Regions from separate parts of the Homo sapiens genome. Here region 2 is linked to region 1. A link is a loop called in an ENCODE intact Hi-C map of the cell type or tissue named here. Cell type or tissue: OCI-LY7. All regions are shown on one strand. Each heading gives the region's core, and the rest is flanking DNA. Links, peaks and the distances in the headings are about the cores only.

What was found. Hi-C counts contacts between places; a loop is a spot of excess contacts. Peaks named below come from ENCODE experiments on the same cell type or tissue, not always from the same donor. Only the 100,000 strongest peaks of a DNase experiment are listed, where the experiment ranks them.
Region 2: a loop joins it to region 1, with 3 times the contacts of the local background. A loop is called at or near these places in 42 of 110 quality-filtered maps.

The regions. Positions count from the first base shown.
Region 1 is chr3:69,318,904-69,329,392 of GRCh38, reverse strand. The region is part of intron 1 of FRMD4B (FERM domain containing 4B); the gene reads left to right. Among named protein-coding and RNA genes, the nearest start is that of FRMD4B, 62 kb to the left of the region's middle. RefSeq lists an enhancer at 8,436-8,485. In OCI-LY7, for the core only: CTCF peaks have their summits at 4,625 and 4,824 (motif pointing left); DNase peaks (open chromatin) are centred at 2,332, 4,452, 4,802 and 8,412; H3K4me3 peaks cover 2,389 bases; H3K27ac peaks cover 2,493 bases.
Region 2 is chr3:69,419,983-69,430,471 of GRCh38, reverse strand. It overlaps a transcript of FRMD4B not described here. Among named protein-coding and RNA genes, the nearest start is that of FRMD4B, 39 kb to the right of the region's middle. RefSeq lists enhancers at 8,795-9,294, 9,295-9,796. In OCI-LY7, for the core only: a CTCF peak has its summit at 5,024; a DNase peak (open chromatin) is centred at 5,021.

The DNA.
Region 1 (10,489 bases), core at 976-8,975:
GGGTGACGGAATGAGACTCTGTCTCAAAACATAAAAATAAAAATAAAGAAATAAATTATAATAGTCACCTTTATGTTGGCCTCTGTTCGCCAAGTTCTATGCACAACAACCCTGGAAGGTATTAGTAAATCTATTTTAGAGATTTAAAATAGTAAGTCCTACTAAAGTTAAGTAAGCTGGGCTTCAAACAGAATTCTCTGTAAACCTGAAGCCTCTGTTTGTTCATCTTTATCACGTGGTCTCTCAACGGCCTCCACATCCTGAGTGTTCTGACCATCACTTTCTCCACTGGTATGCTGGTAAATGTTTCTCAGCTGTTACTGGAAAGTGGTCCTGATCCAGAGCCCAAGAGTTCTTAGATCTCGAGCAGGAAAGAATTTAGGATGAGTCCATAGAGTAAAGTGAAAGCAAGTTTATTAGAGAAGTAAAGAAACAAAAGAATGGCCACTCCATAGGCAGAGCAGCACCGAGAGCTGCTAGATGGCTATTTTTATGATTATTTCTTGATCATATGCTAAACAAGGGGTGGGTTATTCATGAATTTTCCAGGAAACAGGCAGGCAGTTCCCAGAAGTGAGGGTTCCTTCCCTTTTTAGACAATATAGGGTAACTTCTGGATGTTGCCATGGCATTTGTAAACTGTCATGGTGCTGGTGAGAGTGTCTTAAAGCATGCAATTGCATTATAATTAGTGTATAATGAGCAGTGAGGACTACCAGAGGTCTTTTTTCATCACCATCTTGGTTTTGGTGGGTTTTGGCTGGCTTCTTTGCTGTGTCCTGTTTTATCAGCTGAGTCTTTATGACCTGTATCTTGTGATACCAGCCCTGCTGACCTCCTATCTCATCCTGTGACTAAGAATGCCTGACCTCCTGTGAATGCAGCCCAGTAGGTCTCAGCCTTATTTTACCCAGGTCCTATTCAAGATGGAGTCACTCCAGTGCAAACACCTCTGACACAACCAGCTCTGGGGAAAAAGGGACACTGATTTGCAACACTTGCCATTTTCTGTGGTGTAAATACTCTCACCTTGACTGACTTACTGATCTGGGAAGAGACGAGCAGTAGCATATCATTAAATGGTGTTACTTCCATGCAGATTCAATAACCACAAGAGCAAAGGTCATAGTAAATGTAGTAAAACAATTGGAAAGTGAAGAGTTTTATTACCTTTGCTTTTAATGCGATTTATTTCATTGTAAGTTCATATTAGTTGTACCTAACAACCAGCTTGAAAATGGGACAGTGGGCTTTCGTGAGTGGCCAAGAGCCAGCTCTCCACCACCATTCTGTCTCTCAAAAGATCTTTCCTCCCAGTTATGTTCCCTGGTGCTTGCCAATAAATCTTTTTTTTCTTAACTCCTTTTTCATATTTCTATGTTCTCCTGACCTGTGGCTTCCAGTTTTGTTGTTTTGTTTTAATCGTTGAATCCCACATTGGCTTCAAAAAGAGTCTGAATCCCATTTAAAAACACAGCCTGCATTAGGTGACAAGGAAGCTTCATGACTAAATAATATAAGCCTGTAAGTTGAGAGGAAATATTTCTTCTGTGACAGTGAAACAAGTCCTGGATGTTAAGATTAAGAATTTTTCTATATGTCCCAAATGAGTTTGACTTTTCTGTTTTTACAATTTGGTGATGCTTTTCTAAAACCCTTACCCAAATATGATGTTTCTACCAACAAATCAGAGATAGGCTAGGACTCTGGACCTAATACAATCCGTTTGTTTTAATTATAAACTCCCTAAGGAGGACTTATTTCAGCCTCTACCTATACATGAGTCACAAAAAATAAAGAGACTTGGAAAAGCATAAATCAGAGACATTCTAACAGGGTTGACGAAAAATTGAAACATGAAAACCCTGAGAGTAAGCATGTACTCCATAATTAATGTAAAGTTGATTCTGATTTTCTAATTAATTTTTGCTAATTCTTAGGTTCTCAGGACGATGTATGTGATTTGTTTGCTTTGTGAGTGGCTTCCATTGAGCCCAGGATTTCCAAATGTATTATACCGTGAATAGGCAATACCTAGAATATCTTTAAATTACAAGTACTGCAGTTTATTTTCAATATCTCTTCACACAAGTTACACTTGAGACTTTTAAGTCTTTGAAAGACGCAGTACTTTTTTACTCCTTCCTACAGGTTGTTTTTCACGGGAAAAGAGAAAACTGACAGTTGGCAAAGCAAAAAGTTTCCAAACCACAGGGTGTCTGCTGCTTGCATACTCACTGAAGCCAAAATTTCCATTTTCTACAAGGCAACTGGAGAACTTTCATTTCTGGTTAACCTGAACTGCAGATGAAAATGAAAATCCCCCCACCCCCAACCCACAGGCTGTGCTCTCAGCTTTTCTTAGTTCCATTTTTGTGACTTTTCCTGTTTACAGTATCTGTGCCCTCCCATTTTTTTGTTTTTTTATTTTTGACTCATTGATACTGTACCATGACGTCTAAAAATACAGCCTAACAACTGGTTTTAAGCAACGAGGCTGTTTCTTTCTGGAGAGGAACAGCAGAAATATCCTGCATGTTTTTCTGAAAATAAACATTTGACAGTCTCTTCTTGGTGCCTAACATGAGTTTCTAATTGGAAAAGCACAGTCAGAATATAAAGAGAATCTTGCTTTTCACTGAAGTTTCTTCCATGTAGATATATACCCTGATTTTTCCCTCTCATGTTGTTTGTTGAGCACCTTTTTGAGCTTGGCCTAGCCCCTTATAAACTGTGGGACCTCAGACAAGTCATTCTCAACTTCGTGGAATCTCAGATTATGGAAACTATCTGCTTCACAGGTAGGTTTGAGAGCTCAATGGGGAAAATGTATGTAAAAGCAGATGGCATAGGCAAAGCCATGAACACATATTAACTTGCATTTTATGGAGATGAGAACAAAGGAATGATCTGGTCACAATCAGATAAGGTGTTAGAGTTTACCACCTTCCTTCCCCAGATTTGGACATATGGACAGCTAAAAATGGTGGTTGTAAGTTAGTCTGTTGATTATCACTAGAAAAAATCAGATTGAATGAATCCCCAGCTATTAGGTTTTTGGGTCTCTCCAGGGTTTAACTGGCGGGTTGATTGTCAACTTAAACATGACAGCTTAGTGTCTTAATAATGTAGAAGAGGCTGGGCATGGTGGCTTATGCCTATAATCCCAGCACTATGGGAGGCCGAGGCGGGAGGATCACTTGAGCCCAGGAGTTCAAGACTAGCCTAGGCAACATAGTGAGACCTTATCTCTACAAAAAAAAAAAAAAAAAATTGATTAGCCAGGCATGATGGTGTGCACCTGTAGTTCCATTTACTTGGGAGGCTGTGGTGGGAGGATTGCGTGAGCCCAGGAGGCTGAAGCTACAGTGAGCTATGGTCCACTCCAGCCTGGGTGATAGAGAGAGAGACCTTGTCTCAAATAATAATAATCTAGGAAAACTTTTTTCTTGAGAGAAGTACGCACTTAAGCAAATTAAAATAACCATTTCTGGAGAACAGGATAGTACTCAATAGCTTAGACATTATTTCCACTAATAATAGTACTCACGGCACTAGGGTAAGGATAAACTGGTAATACATGTCAAGCACTTAGCACAGACTCTAACACCTAACCTATACTCAATAAATGGTGTATTACTGATGATACAATTATCATCTGTGCTTTAAGGTAGAGTTTATAATCAGTTCAACCTGCCTTAATACAAGAGGCAAACCCAAATGAGACTGATTTTTTATCCTTTCCATTTCATAGGGGCAGAAACTGAGATTTAGAGAGATACCATGATATTCTCTTAGGTAAATAGCAGGGCTGGGACACAAACTCAAACCTCGTGACTCTAAATCCTGTGTGCTTCTCATTGACACTAGGCTGGTGTCTCCTGATGGCCTTCAGCTCCAGGCTTAATAAGTTGCTTTGCTTCTTTATTTTTCTTTCTTCCTTTAAAACCTGGCTTTTCTTTTCACCAGACTTATCAGATCAGGCTAGAATCTGATAAGGGATTGTCATTTATGAGAATGCCCTCCCCAGGGAATGTCTGCCCGAAGCTGGCTGGAATTGCCTGCCAGGTTGGCATTAGAGCTGCAGCAATGGCCGTCCATTGACTGGCCAGCCTTTCTTGTTTACTTTCTCCCAACCTCTGTAAGGCAGAAAGGAGCATGCAGTTAAATGTTTAGAAAACACCATCAGCCCTCCAGTCTCTACTGGGAGCCACTTGACCAAGAGCAGTGGTCCAATATAAGTTCTCTCCATCAATTAATTTCTTTTCTTTCTTTCTTTCTTTCTTTCTTTCTTTCTTTCTTTCTTTTTTTTTTTTTAGACAGTATCTCACTGTTGCCCAGGCTGGAGTACAGTGGCACAGTTATGGCTCACTGCAACTCGAAACACCTGGGCTCAAGTGATCTTCCTGCCTCAGCCTCTCAAGTACATAGGACTACAGGTACACGCCTGGCTAATTTTTTGTAGAGACAGGGTCTTACCCTGTTGCTCAGGCTGATCTCAGACTCCTGGGCTCAAGCAATCCCCCCCCGCCTCAGCCTTCCAAAACATTAGGGTTACAGGAGGGAACCACCACATCCGGCCTTCTCCATCAATTTCCTCATTTCTCGTGCTTCCTGGGTAAAGAGAAGTGAGTTTTGCACATGCTTAGAACTCAATTCCATTGCCAGTTTATCTACTTCAGAGCCCTTATTATCTGAAAATATCATATTTGTTTAATTGTTACTAGTTTCTTTTTTTCTCCTCACCTCTAAAGCAGTTGTTCTCAAAAGAGGTGATTTTGCGTCCCAGGGGACATTTGGCAAGGTCTGGAGACATATGGGGGAGGATCTACTGACATCTAGTGGGTAGAGGTCAGGGATGCTGTTTAGCACCCTATAGTGCCCAGGACTATGCTCCGCAATAATGAGTTATCTGGCTGCAAATACCAATGAAGTTGAGAACTGTAGGACAAGCTCCAGAGATAATGCCCTTTCAGTCTTATTGGCTGGTATATAATAGTGCCAAGAACAGTGCTTGCACTTAGAGAGTGCTCAGCACATATTGGTTAAGTGAATGAATGAACACATAATCCAGAGCTTTTCCACACTGAATTAATTACATGTGTGCTAGGCTACATCTTAAGCCCAGAGTAATATGGAGTCAGGTCCAGGAGGCCACATAACTGACAAATATCATCCTGTACCCTGAGTGTTCACATATGCATGACACAGCCATGGAAGCATCCCAACAGGTGGAGATTAATTCCATCCTGACTGCCCAAGGAAGATCAATAGCAAACATAGACACCATTTTTAGCAGCTGCCCATATTTCATCAGTGTGGGGCCAGGAAGTAGCCAAGGGATGGTGATTGTAAAACCTTTCTCTTCTTCTGGCCTTGCTTCGAGACAGTGGCCTGAACCAGCCAACTCTGGTTTGGTGAGTCTGGATCAAGCTTTTCAGAGCAGTGTTAGGCTTCGCAATCAAGGTGATACATTAAGTGCCTAAACTACATGTGATTTAATATATAGGATGTATGAGATAGGAAATACTTTGTACTGAAGTAATATAGCCCTTAAGAGCATGGATTCTGGAGTCAGAACACCTAGGTTTACATCCTACTCTGCCTCTTCCTGGCCCTATGACCTTGTAAGGTGGGTCAGCCATGTACCTTTTCTGAGCCTCAATTTTCTCATCCATAAAATGAAGCTAGTAATGGAATCCACCTTACAGAGTTCTTATGAAAATTCATTTAAAACGCATATATATATATATATATATATATATATATATATATATATATATACACAGAGAGAGAGAGAGAGAGTTGGGTTTTTGTTTTGTTTTTTTGAGACAGAGTCTCGCTGTGTCGCCCAGGCTGGAGTGCAGTGGTGCGACCTCAGCTCACTGCAACCTCCACCCACTGGGTTCAAGCAATTCTGCCTCAGCCTCCCAAGTAGCTGGGATTACAGCATGCGCTACCATGCCGAGCTAATTTTTTTGTATTTTTAGTAGAGAGGGGGTTTCACCATATTGGCCAGGCTGGTCTCAAATTCCTGACCTCAGGTGATCTGCCCACCTCAGCCTCCCAAAGTGCTGGGATTACAGGCATGAGCCACCACGCCCGGCCATAAAAGGCCCTTTGTATATAAATGAAAGGATTTGGGATAGTTATCAGGCACACAGTCAGCAGCTGTTATCTTTGTTAGCATTTCTCTTAAGGCATGTTACTCAATTACTCAATTTCAGCTTTGGCAAACTGAATTCTCCTCTTCTTTGTCATTCCTCCCCTCTTCCCTCATTTCATTTTCCTTTCCTCCTTTGCTTCTTTTACACTGCCTGCTTTTCTCCCTCCCTCATTGTCTTTTTCCTTCTCCACTTCCAGTGAACCTGCAAGAGATGTACAGGAGTCCTACTTTGGTACGACTGATGGAACCTGAGATTCTACCCAACTTTATCACTGTATGACCAGGCACCACTTAACCTCTGTGCACTTCAGTTTGGTCATCTATGAAATCTAAACAGAAATCTCATGCCCATAACCCCATCACTTCAAGAGGCCAACGTGGGAAAAAATTGCTTGAGTCCAGGAGTTCGAGACCAGCCTGGGCGATACAGCAAGACCCCATCTCTACAAAAAAATAGAAAAAGTTAGCCAGGTGTGGTGGCACATGCCTGTGGTCCCAGCTATTCAGGAGGCTGAGGTGGGAGGACTGCTTGAGCCCAGCAGGTCGAGGCTGCAGTGAGTCATGTTCATGCCACTGTACTCCAGCCTGGGCAACAGAGCAAGACCCTGTCTCAAAAAAAAAAAAAAAAAAAAGAGAGAGAGAAAAATCTAAACAATGACTCTCCCTGGTAGGGTTGTTAGCAACATGAAAGAAGTCACTACACATGTGAAGCACTCCATACTCGTGTGACATGTAGTAAGTGTTTGCTAGAAGCTAGGAGAATCATTTATTGACACTTAAAAAAGAAGTCTCCAGTGATTGCACATTGGGAGGGTAGGCACTGTCTTGAAAGAACTTGAGGGAAAATCACAGCTGACTCCATTTGGAGACATCTGTGTCAGTCTAGGCCATTCTCTGAACGGGAGTGTCAATAGCTCATATTCAGTCAACACCCAGAGATGATATAAAGGGGCCCTGTTCAGCTAGGGTTGACATCATTAGGGTGAAATATAAAACTCCATCCACTCAATAGATCCCAAAGTAAGAACGTCCTAGATACATCCTTCTCCCGCTCTCCAGTTCCTCCAGAATATCTCATCTGATGAGGAGTTTAATAACACACCTTGTTCTCTGGGTGGAAAGAGTGTTTTTTATGTGTGAGTTTTTCTGGGCCAGGGCTTGGGAGTTGCCTGGAAAATCCTCGCTTTGGATTGTGCTCTGTCTGTTTAAATCATTTGTGAGCCAGACGCAATGGCTCACAGCTGTAATCCCAGCACTTTGGGAAGCCAAGGCAGGAGGACTACTTGAGCCTGGGGGTTGAAGACAAGCCTGGGCAACATAGTGAGATCTCCATCTGTACAAAAAATTAGCCAGGTGTGGTGGCACTTGCCTATAGTCCCAGCTATTCGGGAGGCTGACGTGGAAGAATCACTCAAGTTGGGGAAGTCAAGACTGCAGTGAGTCATGGTTGTGCCACTGTACTCCAGCCTGGGTGACAGAGTGAGACCCTGTGTAGAAAAAAAAAAAATCATTTGTGAATGTATTTCAGTGTTAGCTGTGTCTGGGTTCTGAACAGTTAAGACATTTCTTAACTCAGCAGATATTTATATACCACGGTCTCACCGTGTGCCAGGCACTGTTCTAGGCCCTGCGGAGACAGTGGTGAACAAAGCAATAAAGCTCTTAGACAGTTTTGGACCACTGTAGGGCTCAATTGGAATTATGGAACCTGCCTAGATAGCTGGGTTTTCACCCTTCCAGATGGCAGATTTCACTCTAGAAGGTGACCGCACAGAAAATCCTGAGGAGGCATTTTTATGAAGCAGGCCCTTTCTCACTAGGCTTTCGAAAAGGTCAAAAGGAATAAGGGAGAGAGAGAGAAGAAAAATTTTTAAAAAGGCTTGCTGCTTCCTTACCAATTTCATATGTTTCTGTTCCAAAGAACAACTAAAGCAAAGCCGAAGTAGGCTACGATTTTGGTCTTTTTTTGTAGCTATTTCCTGTTGCCTTGTAAGACGACCCCGTTGTTATGAGTGGTTCCATACTGCCCTGTCTTGAATTGCCTTTTGGTTTCTTACCAACCCACTCTCCTCTCTCATCTCCTAAACCAGGCAGTGGGATTGGGGGCCAGGGTGGGGGAGTGTGTTCTCATAAAGACTTGAACCCCACTATGGGCTGCCGCATCAGGGCCCTCTTTGAAACCAGAGGTCTGGCTTATAGCCAATTCTTACTTCCCTTCTGATCTTCCTCATTTAACCACTGACCAGATGGACAAAGTCTTTCCACCAGTAATCAGCACTTGCACTCTGAGGACTGACTCTTACCAGCTGGGGAGCAAACAGGCCAGCTGGAGACCGAGGTGGGAGTTTTAATCCAACACATGTAATTTTTGCCTTCGAATTCCTGGGGTTCCATGAGGGGAGAAGGTAGCGGGAAGGGGATCAAGTCAGAGTAGATGTGAAGAGAAGCTTTCCAAAGAGATCGTTTTTTAAATATGTTTTTTATTTCATCTGAAGCATTGCTGCTATTAGCTGCCACTAGGTAGGGGTCAATTCTGAAACTATTCTGATGGTCTCTGGGGGTTCAGAAATGATCCTATATTTGTAAATATAATCATTGTGCTCCACATACAGCTCTTTTCAAATATAACTCCTGTTTTTTTGTTTTTTGGTTTTTGCTTTTAGAGACAGGGTCTTGCTGTATTGCCCAGGCTGGTCTTGAACTGCTGCTGGGCTCCAGCGATCCTCCTGCCTCAGCTTCCCGAGTAGCTGGGACTACAGGCACACACCACAATGCCCGGCTAATTTCTTAATTTTTTGTAGAGATGGTTTCTCACTATGTCGCCCAGGTGGGTCTCAAACTCCTGGGCTCAAACAATGCTCCTGCCTCAGCCTCCCAAGGTGTTGAGATTACAAGAGTGAGCCAACACACCTGGCCCAGGTCAGGTTTTAAGGTAAATTTAAAATTCCCAGTTGGGGTTTTATTTTTTTCTGTTTGTTGTTATAATTTTTAAAAAAAATTTTTTAATTGACACGTTGGGGAAAAAGTTCATTTGAATAATATGGTATTTATTACATGAGTAACCTTGTTCAGGTCACTTACGCTGTAGCCTGGGAGTCAGAGTCCTGACTTTTAAGCCCAGGTCTGGCATTAACTAGCTGTGTGGCTTTGGGCACATCCATTCCTTAGTTTCCCCATGTTTCAAATAAGCAGTGGTTAATAGATACCGTCTAAGATGCTTTCTATTTATAAATTCCGCAGTTCTAACTACTTCTATTCAAATTATGTTTTTCTGGAAGTGAAATGAGTTTTCATGCCTGCTTCATGATTCTTTGTTTTTGTTTTTCTACCCACTCATCTGATCCATCGAAAATGGGCTGCGTGGGAAGTTTTCTCACCATTTGTCACTTTACAGTGTGTGTAGTACCATCTGTATTGCTAAGTGGTTAAGTGCTTTGGGCTTTGAATTTGGATCTGGTTCTGCCACTTATGAATTTTGTTATTTATCATCTCTCTAACATCAGTTGGAGTGCTAAGAGTACCCACCTCATGTAAGCATCATGAGAATTGATTATGTAAAGTGCTTAGTGCAATACCTGGAATATAGAAAGTGCCTAGGAGTGATATTATTGATATAATTAAAGTGCCTCGCTGGGTGCCAGGCACACAGAAGACACTCAGAAACCAGTGGTTCCTTCTCTTTCTTTATTTCCCCTACAGCAGCTCTGGAGAATTTTTCTGCCATATGCTTGTTAAGTGACTTGTTAACTTTACCTGTTATTTATCTTCTTTAAAATGGGTCAGTAATATTCCTCCCATTAAAAATGTGTTTTTTTAAATAGGAAAATATATAGATTACAGAAAAGCGTAGCTGTCAGTTTTCAAACAAATGGGGACTACAATAATTGTGGGCCTCAGAAGTGGCTGATTTTATTCTGAGTTTCAGATTAAATGCTGTCAGGACATTTCTTATAAGGCTCAGAAAGGTCAAGTAATTTCTCTAAGGTAGCACAGCTAGTAAGAGATAAACTATGCTTTCGATCCAGAGTATAACTGCATTAGAACTCCTGTGCAAGTTACATCACTTGTCAGGCCTTAATTTCCTGGTGGTTAAAATGAGGATGCCCCCTTGATAGGTTTGTGTAGAGGTTGAAATTCTATACATTAATGAGTGTTAAATGTCAAGCACTTTGCCCGGTCCACAGCAGGGTTTGTGTTTGTTTTGGTTGTGTCTCTTCGCTGGCACCACTTCAATCAGGGTTTGCTCACTCAGATGACAGAACTCATCACACCTCCCAGGAGCCTGGCAGGTCATACATACATTTGGGTGAACCAGAGACCACA
Region 2 (10,489 bases), core at 845-8,844, 100 kb before region 1:
TACAACAGTGCTAGAGGCTCAGAAATAGAAGGGAGTCTTACAAAAAGTTAGACCCAGGTAGGCAGGAGCAATATTGAAACTATTAACAGCCTCTCAGCACAAATAAGGATCAGCCTAAATAGGCCTTGCCCATAGTGCTGGGCAGGGTCTGAAAGGGCCTCTTGTGGCAGTACGTTTTACCCTTGAGGTGCTGGATTGTGGGGAGGTGGCTGGGATTCAAGAATGGGGCTCAGGGACTGGTCAGTTGCCAACCACTATGGTGGAATTGTCAATATCTTAACTAAGCATAGCTGTATGTGTGCATTCCTACTCAATATCAGTCCTGATTATAGTACCAAGCAGAACTCTTTCTAGTCCCGTTTGTACTAGAATACCATTCTCTGCCTTGGATCAATAAGAAGAGTCATCCAGGCCCGGGCATGGTGGCTCATGCCTGTAATCCCAGCACTTTGGGAGGCTGAGGTGGGTGGATCACTTGAGGTCAGGAGTTTGAGACCAGCATGGTCAACATGATGAAACCCTGTCTCCACAAAAAAATACAAAAATTAGCCAGACGTGGTGGTGCATGCCTATAATCCCAGCTACTTGGGAGGCTGAGGCAGGAGAATCACTTCAATTCAGGAGGCAGAAGTTGCAGTGAGCAGAGATCATGCCACTGCACACCAGTCTGGGCAGCAGAGTAAGTGAGACTCCGCCTCAAAAAAAAAAAAAAAAAAAAAAAGAAGAGGTCTCCAAATAGAGACCAGAGGAGGATTCTGATGCCCTCAAATTTCACCCAAGCACCCTTCTGCCCGCGTTGCATACCAGCAAGTCCTCCCTTATACCTGTTTTATTTCATGTGTGTGGATTTTGTACTGATATGTCATAGTTGTGCACGTTTTAGGGATACATATGTTATTTTGATACATGTATACAATGAGTAATGATCAAATCAGGGTAATTGGGATGTCTATCACCTTGAATATTTATCTTTTCTTTGTGTCGGGATATCTATTTTAAATAACCATGCTCGTCACCTATGAGACTGGCAAGGACAAAAAAATATTTTAAATACTCGTCATTGGAAGGATATGGACAAAAAGGCTCTCATATACTGTTGATGAGAATGCCAGTAGGGGCAATATTTTTAGAAGTTAACTTGGCAATACTTATCAAAATTCTAAATGCACATTCTTATTGACCAGGTAACATAACTTTTAGGGATTTATCTTCCAGATAAACTGGCACAAATACAAAATGATATATGCACAAGTGTGTTCACTTTAGCATTGTTATAATAGCAAAATTATGGGTGCAATTTGTATGGTTGTTGATAGGAGAGAAGTGGATAAATGATGGTACTTCCATCTAATAGAACACTCTGACCTTTAAAAAGTGTCAGGGTAGATCTCTCAAAGGTATTAAGTAACAGAGGGAAAAAAGCTGCCAAAATGGTGTGTATTATGAAATCCTGACACATGCTACAACATGGATGACCTTTGAGGGCATTATGCTATATGAAATAAGCCAGTCGCAAAAGGATGAATACAGTGTGATCTTACTTGTATGAGCTACCTAGTGTAGTCACATTCATAGAGATGGAAAGCAGAGTGGTGGTTGCCAAGAGCTGTAGGGAAGAGGGAATGGGGAGTTACATTTTAGTGGGCACAGAGTTTCAGTTTGAGATAATGAAAATGTTCTAGAGAAGGATGAGAGTGATGGTTGCACAACAATGTGAATGTACTTAATACCACTGAACTGTACACTTAAAAATGGTTTAAATGATGAATTTTTGTTTTATCTACTTTACCACAGTGTTTTTTAATGTTAAGAAGAGGAAAACTTTCCTGGTTTTTCCAAAGAAAAAGTGTTAATAGTTTAAAATACCACCATAATACATTTTAGTGACAATCAGTTAAAATTTCTTAGTAGTCTCAGGATCTAAAACAAAAGTACAATATTTTTAAAAGAAAAAAAATCTATTTTCCTTTTAAATGATGCCTCATGCACCTAACTTTAGTGGTGCAAATTAAGAAGCAACAAATTACCAGCCAACTGCCAAATCATAGTACCTCCTAGTTCTGCTGGGGATTAAAAGAGTTAACACTTGTTGTTTTAGGAACTTTACAAGTGTTAACTCATTTAATCCCCAGCAGAACTAGGAGATATTGTGATTTCCATTTCACAGATGAGATCACTGAGAACAGAGAGGTTATGTAACATGCCCCAGGTCACACAGCTAGTGAGATGCAGAACTGGTTGTCATCAAACCCCAAAATTATATAGCTCCAGAGCACAAAATAGTCTGAGCCACTGTTTTACCAACTCCCAGCTCTGAAGAGCTTCTGTATTAGAAGAGTCATCTATAAACTATGTTGGCCTTTTTAAGATTTCTACTGCATAGTTACAACTGAAAAGCTTGAGTGCACTGATACAGCTACTAGCTTTTCTTCAGTAGATGCTTGTTAACTTGAAATATGTAAATGATTTGTCTCTAACTGGGAAATTATTCTTTAACATTTACCTAGCTTCTTGGCTGGGCGTGGTGGCTCACGCCGCCTGTAATCCCAGCATTTTGGGAGGCCGAGGTGGGCAGATCACTCGAGGTCAGGAGTTCGAGACCAGCCTGGCCAACATGGTGAAACCCAGTCTCTACTAAAAATACAAAAATTAGCTGGGCGTGGTGGCACATGCCTGTAATCCCAGCTACTTGGGAGGCTGAGGCAGGAGAATTGCTTGAGCCTGGGAGTTGGATTTTGCAGTGAGCCGAGATGGAGCCACTGCACTCCAACCTGGGTGACAGAGTAAGAATCTGTCTCAAAAAAAAAAAAAAAAAAAAAAAAAAAAAACATTTACCTAGCTTCTTACTAAACACAGTCATGGAGGAGAACAAGGAAGGGAAGGCTACGTGTAAAAACACAAGTGTTCTAAGGTTTTATCAGAGAAGAGCTCTGAAAGGAATTCTCCATATTGGACGGGGAAAACGTGATCTTATATTCTTCTCCCTAAGGTTCATGTCTCCCAAAATGTTAGGTTAATTTTAAAAATATATTTCATGTTTATATTCAAACAGATTTAGAAAATGCTGAATTAAAAGGCATTAAATAGTTTCTCTTCTGCAGGAATTCTTAAGGGCTTAAACACAATGAGTTGCCAAAAAAACAGGTATATTAAGTAATATATAACAATATATTATAAATATATTATATAACATATAAATATATATTATATTTATATAGTATGTAATTGTTTCCCAGAGTTATTTTTACCACAGAGCCCTTCTCCCACAGAAAATATTGAGGGGTTAATGCTTCCTGGATCACTTTTTGGAAATCTTTGTATTAGGGATTTTCCAAATTTACCACCAGAGGTCAGTTTTCCCCTCCTTTTATATTCTGACTAAACACTGACAAAACTTAATTTTCTCTCAGCACACCTGAGACAGGCTGACATTTTTCAAGTAGACTTTGCTTAAAACTTTTAAGGGATGAGTGAAAGAAATAAAAAAATAAGAATCCCTATAAATAGTCACATTTCCAAAATCTATGAGGCTGAGCCAAAGAAATAGCAAATCTACCAAGCTCTGTTGTACCAGTATGGAGAACAAATTCTCAGCCATATTGCTTGGCTCTTTTTCCCTCCTGTTTCTCAGCCAAGTGGCCTTTCTGTCATCTCAGCCCCTAAGCGCATCTGTGGGCTTATCTTATTACATCTGAGGATAAATCCCATAGACCCTGTGTTTTCACGGTTAAAATTATTTTCTGATTTAAATATCCTGGGTCTGCAGTGTGATCTTTCCTCTCAGTCCTAGCTGGCAGCTCTGAGATAGCTCTGTGGTAATGAACAAATATGGCACTCCTGTGAATCTTCTAGTCCTAAGAAAAGCAACTATGCAGTTAATATGCTCCCCTCCTTTCCTCTGCCAGGACAGACATTATTAATCAACACAGCACCCTTTCTTTGTAGAACTCAGAACGGGTCTCACAATACTTCCTGAAACAGGGCTCCAGGCAGGCATTACCAATAGGTTGGTATTAACGTGAGAAAACTCTAAGGCTAAGTCGTAAATTCCTTCCACTTCTGGACTATTCTCTGTTGACTGTCTTTTGAATGTTAATCTCCGTAATCCTTTACCCAACACACACACATGCACACACACACACACACACACGCTTTTAAAAGTTTGTTTCAAATCCACAATAATGAAAACCTATTCATTACAGCCCCAGCATTTCCTTATTCATACCTTATCCTTAGCAAACTATATGGGTGCAACACCTGATTTAAAGAGAAGGGCTGTTACATCCCAGCATATGCCAGAAGCTCCACACTTAGCCCATTCTGTTGTTTAACTTTGGATTCCTATTGATAACATGGCATATGCCCTGTTTTAAAATTAGCACTTGCTTAGAGTTGCCTTTGTGTGAGGTATTTAGGAAATGGCCTGTGTTCTTGATCAATCTTTAGCAAAAGCTGTGGTATTAAAGCTATTAAAAGGCCTAACCTGTTATGGTAGACTTTGAAACTAATTATCACCTGACGGTTCATTTCTTTTTAATGCTGAAAGCTTATTTTAGCATTAAAGAATAAGAGGGTAATATAGTGTAGTCATTAAGCATACGCTCTGGAGTTAGATGAGGTTCAACTCTTGGCTCCCCCACTTACTTGGGCTTTGGGATCTTTGGAGAGTTACTAATTAATCCTTTTAAGTCTTCTGAAAAAAAAGATAAAAATAATACCTATCTTATTGTGGTGCTTTTATAAAACATTATTGTGCATCTACTTTGTACCAAGTGCAAAACATCACAGTGAGGATTGAATGAATTGGGAATTTACTTCACCTGGCATCAAGATGGAACTATTAATCTTTTAAAGCCCTTTTATGTTTCAGCTGAAGCCATCACGAAAGGTAGGGGCAAAAGAAGACATGCATGTTATTGAATTGCAGATCGATTAGAGATGAGATTTAGGTGGAGGCTGGCCAGCAGGGTCCATATTTAATTTCTCAGTTGTGCATTGGAAGTGAACTTTCCCCCATGGGCAGTAGGGTGTGCTGTGTGAACAGGATAACTACTTCTAGCACTAGTTTCAGGTGAGAGTGTCTCTCTTCACTTTTGGGGAGTGTGTTCGTGAACTAATGAGCAGCAAGTTCCACTTTGCTGTTAGTTCTCTAGCTTCTGTTTCTTGTGAACTTTAACTCCATGCACGTTTCTTATGGCAATAGAATTGATTAACATTTACTGCATGTCCTTTCTGGCCAATGCAGTGTTGAAATGAATTTACTGTGTAAGAAGGAGGTGACGCTAATACACTGGATATTGTTAAGAAGGCATCATGGAAATACTATATAAATTAACTACTGATAAGAGATAATAACACCATGAAAAACCATGGAAGAGATGAAAGCCTTTTAAAACACTAATAGCACATCACCTACCTTCCTATTTGCCTAAGTCACTGTCTGGCTGCAGAGAAGTAAGCAGAGGTAAAGTACATAAAAGCAGAGGGTTGCGGGTAGGTAGAAATAAAAGGCTGTTATAGTTCAAGTCCTAATTACCAAAGGCTAAAGATAAGGTCAACAGCACCTGTGATTTTTCTATATTACATCTATATAACTTGTTATTTAGAATCTTACATTCATTATTTTAGCTTTGCCTCTTGAAATCAGCTTCAGAATTACCTTCCTAAGCAAATTTTAAATTCATCTTTGAATTTTTAAAGAAGTTGCTTTTTTATTTAAATCCCATATTGGGATTTAAGGTAGTCAACATATATCTTACCTCAATTCTTTTGTCTTATAAAAGTAATTCTGTTTCTGCCAATCTAATAGGAGAAAAAATATCTCATTTGTTTAATATTTATTTCCGACTATCAGTGAAGGATTTTTGTATATTTATTGGCTGTTTGTGTTTCTTATGAAAATTGCTTATTCCCATCCCTCTTTGTCTGTGGATTTGCTTCTTATATTAGTAAGCTAAGAGAGAAACCACTCAGAAGTGACAGACTAAGGCACATGTGCCTTAATAATACAATCCTGGCTGTGCTGTGGCTTTCACCTGTAATCCTATCTCTTTGGGAGGCCAAAGCGGGAAGATCGCTTGAGTCCAGGAGTTCGATGCTGCAGTGAGCCATGATCACACCACTGCACTCCAGCCTGGGTGACAGAGTGAGACCTTGTCCTTTTAGTGTCAGTATACAGTCAGTTCTCATTATTTGAGGTAGTTATATTCAGTAAAGGCATCATGAACACCAAATTAGCAAATACTGAAACATCACACCTAGGGGGAAATAAGTTATGCTGCTATAAACCTCGTCACAACATTCTCATCAGCCAGTCAGTACATAACCTTGTTTTAAGTGTGTTTCTGTTTAAAGACACATTATTTAATATATGTAGTTGATTCATTAACATTGAACTCATATCAAAAGTACTATAATTCATGTTTGAATGAAGCTTATCTAAGACATTATTTTTTTTTAACAAGGACATTGCAGCTGCCTTCCACTTAGGAACTTTGTCCATTTGGGCTGCTGTTACGAAATACCATAAGCTGGGTAGCTTATAAACAACAGAAATGTATTTCTCACAGTTCTGGAGCCTGGGAAATTCACCATGAAGACACCAGGCCATTCAGTGTCAATGGATGAGGGTCCTGCTAATACCACTTGACAGTCCACTTGATTTGGTAGACCCTGATAAGGGTCCACTTTCTGGTTCATAAATGGCACCTTCTCATTGTGTCTTCACTTGGTAGAAGGGGTAAGGCAGCTCTCTGGGGCCTCTTTCATGAGGGCACTAATCCCGTTCATGAGGACTGTGTTCTCATGACCTAATCATGTCCCAGAGGCCCTATCTCCTATCATTCTGACACGGGTGATTAAGCTTCAAACTATTAATTTTGGAAATACACAAACATTCATACCACAGCTAATTTAGCAGTTCAGCACTATGCTTAGGGGGCATTTTAAACAGCAAAATCACCAACCAAAAGCACCAACATGTGTAAAACAGGTTGCTACATAGACTCTGAAAGGGACGTGTGTACCTAACATGAACTGAAACAAGAGGGCAGCGCTTTATTTTGTTATATCTCAGCTGAGAACAGGAGCATTGGGTGACTCAAATTTTTTGCTGTTCCCCACAAGTCAGAGAATGATTGCAAAAATACCTCGAGCAAAGGCTAAGTGTGGTGGCTCATGCCTGTAATTGCAGCGCTTTGGGAGGCCAAGGCGGGAGGATCACTTGAGCCCAGGAGTTTGAGGCTGCAGTGGGCTATGATTGTGCCACTGCACTACAGCCTGGGCAACAGAGCGAGATCCTGTCTCTATTTTTCAAAAAAGTACCTTGAGTATTGATTTTGGAGTTATGAATGAATTCTAACCAGTAGGCAAGTTTGAATTTTGTAAATAATGAGGACTGACTATATCAATAAATTTGTCTCACAAAAAAGGGCCCTTATGGTCCTTCCCTTCATTCCTGAACAACATTGGCTAACTATACAACTTACATGGGACTCATGCCCAGTGAGTCATATATATAAGTCAGAGCTCAGCAATCCCTGCCCTACAGTTCAGCAGTCTCTCCATCAGAGAACTTTCAGGACATAGGGGTCTGCAAGCTACTGCCTGTGGGCCAAATTCAGCACACTGCCTGTTTTGCTACCGTCCTGAGCTAAGAATGTTTTTTTTTTCCTTTTTCATTTTTAAATGGTTGTATGGGAAATCAAGTAACTATTTGACACATGAAACTTATACAAAATTCAAATTTTGGCGTCCACAGATAAAGTTTTATTGGAACAAAGCCATGCGCATTTGCTTACATATTGTTGATAGCTGCTTTCATGTAATAAGGCAGAAATGAATAATTGCCATAGTGATCATATAGCCCACAGAGCTGAAAATATTTACTGTCTGGTCCTTTATAGAAAAGTTTGGTGACTACTGACCTAAAACATTGCAGCTTGTCACAATGGAGGCTCTTGCACAGGCAGTTAAAAGCTCTGTATGGAAGTGATATCTCACCTAGCAGGGGAGGGGTAAGTACTAGAAGTAAAATAGGGTTTCTCTCTTCCCTGCCCCCTCTCCTTTTCTCTTCTTTTTTTTTTTTTTTCAGAGTCTCGCTCTGTTGCTCAGGCTGGAGTGCAGTGGCATGATCTCAACGCACTACAACCTCCCGGGTTCAAGCAATTTTCCTGCCTCAGCCTCCCGAGTAGCTGGGACTACAGGCACATGCCACCACGCCCAGCTAATTTTTTGTATTTTTAGTGGAGACGGGGTTTCACCATGTGTTAGCCAGAATGGCCTCGATCTTCTGACCTCAAGTGGTCTGCCCTCCTCAGCCTCCCAAAGTGCTGGGATTACAGGCATGGGCCACCACGCCCGGCCCCTCTCCTTTTAATATAAGTTTAGATTTCAAATCCCTATGAATGTACTTTGTGTGTTGAAGCAGATTAGAAAGTATCAGGCTGCTTCTATTAACAGATCTGCAGAAACCAATTTAAATGCAACTGAAGGGAACTCATCAGAGTGAAAATAAAATAATGACACCAATATTTTTGTGTTATGGTTATGCCACGAAATTCCAGTAGCGTTGTTTCCTATCAATTAAGAAAGTAACCTTTGTTTCATTTTGTCTTTATTTTTTGTTTTACTAGCTGAAAGTTATCTTAGACATCACTTAGGCCAGGGCTATCCAAGAGAATTTTCTACAAAGCTGGACATGTTTCAGATCTGTGTTATCCAATATGGTAGCCACTAATACCTGTGGCTATTGAGCAGTTGAAAGGTGGCTGTTGTGACTGAGGAAGTGAATTTTTAATTTTTGTTTAATTTTAATTAATTTAAGATGAAATAGTCACATGTGGCTAGTGACTAGCTTATGGGACAAGGCACATCTAGACTCAAGATTGCCAACTGCTCTGCAGGCTTGATTTGTTGCCAACACTTAAAGATTGGGAGACTTTATGTAAAAGTCTGAATTGTGGCTTCCCAGGAAAAATTGGAGCATCTGGAGACACTGGGAATGCCCTCACTGGACAAAACATGTGCTCTCCAGTCCCCACTGTTCCCTGTCATCCTGTACCCAGCCTGCTACATTTTCATTGCCTGCCTGGCCTCTGTTGGCACTTGCATGTACAATCCCTAATCTAATTCAACCTCAGATGACTCTTCATACGGGAAATAAAAGCCCAGAGACACAAAGTGCCTTATGCAAAGTCATCCGGTAATTAATACTAGAGCTGGCACCAGAATTCAAGGGCCTGGCTGGTATACTGTCTCCCAGAGATCTGACTACTGGCACCTCTGGGGCTGTGTGAGGGTGGAGGAAAAGGGGGACCAAGTAGCACCTGGGTGTATCTAAGCTGCCCTCACAAATCTCATCCTCACTTATTTCCAGGCCATGGGTAGGGTGGACACTGGGTGGGTGAGGTCTCTGCCTTCTTCCCATCTGGGCTGACTCAGTGTGAGCCACAATGGGGAGTGAGGGCGTGGGAGGGAGGGAGGCCTGAACTTTCCCTGGCCCTCTCCGTCCCTGACTTCCTCTCTTATTGTTTACCCTTGCCAAGTCCAGTGTTCTCAGGGAGGGCGCATCTGGTAACATATTGTTGGTCATTTATCCTCCCTGGCATCTTTGCTTCATACAGTTCCTCTGCTCTTTTGGATCCACCTTTCTTTTTCCAAAGGGCTTTTGGCTTCTTCTGATATCCTAGCCAATTAAATCTTAGGCCAGAGTAAAAGTAGACTACCCACTTAAATCCACACAGGAGGCTTTGAAATAGTGTTTCACAGTATGAATGTTACATATTATTGTGCATTTCTCCATTCTCATGTCCCGTTCAGGTGCCTAAAGTCCTTACAGGGATAATCTTGTTTACCAACCCCAGCAGATCAAACATCTTGACCCATTTGAAACCCGAACATCTCTAATTCAGAAATAGGGGGTTTAGCATAGTGACTCCGGAGACACATTCACCTGAATTTGAGTCCTTGTTCTGCCAGTTGCTAGGTCAGTGACCTGGGGAAAATCACTTAACCTCCTGAGCCTGAATTTTTTCAAGTGTTAAAACGCTTACTTTGTAGGGCTATTGGTGAGAAATAAATCTGATCATGAAGGTAAGGTAGAAACCATGGCACCTGAGACATATGATTGTTCCATAGGTGAAAAGAATGTAGGGTTGTTTTGGTTGTTTTTTTTTTTTTTTGATATCCCTTTTCATACAAGTTACACCTGTTGCTAGAAAGCGATTCTGCCAGTTTAATCAAGCCACGCCCCTTCTGAGATTTTTCCCAGGGATTATTTTGCTTATCAACCCCAGCAGATCAAACACCTTGACCTGGCCAGGCACAGTGGCTCATGCCTGTAATCCCAGCACTTTGGGAGGCCAAGGCAGATGGATCACCTGAGGTCAGGATTTCAAGAGCAGCCTGGCCAACATGGTGAAACCCTGTCTCCACTGAAAGTACAAAAATTAGCTGGGCGTGGTGGTGGGTGCCTGTAATCCCAGCTACT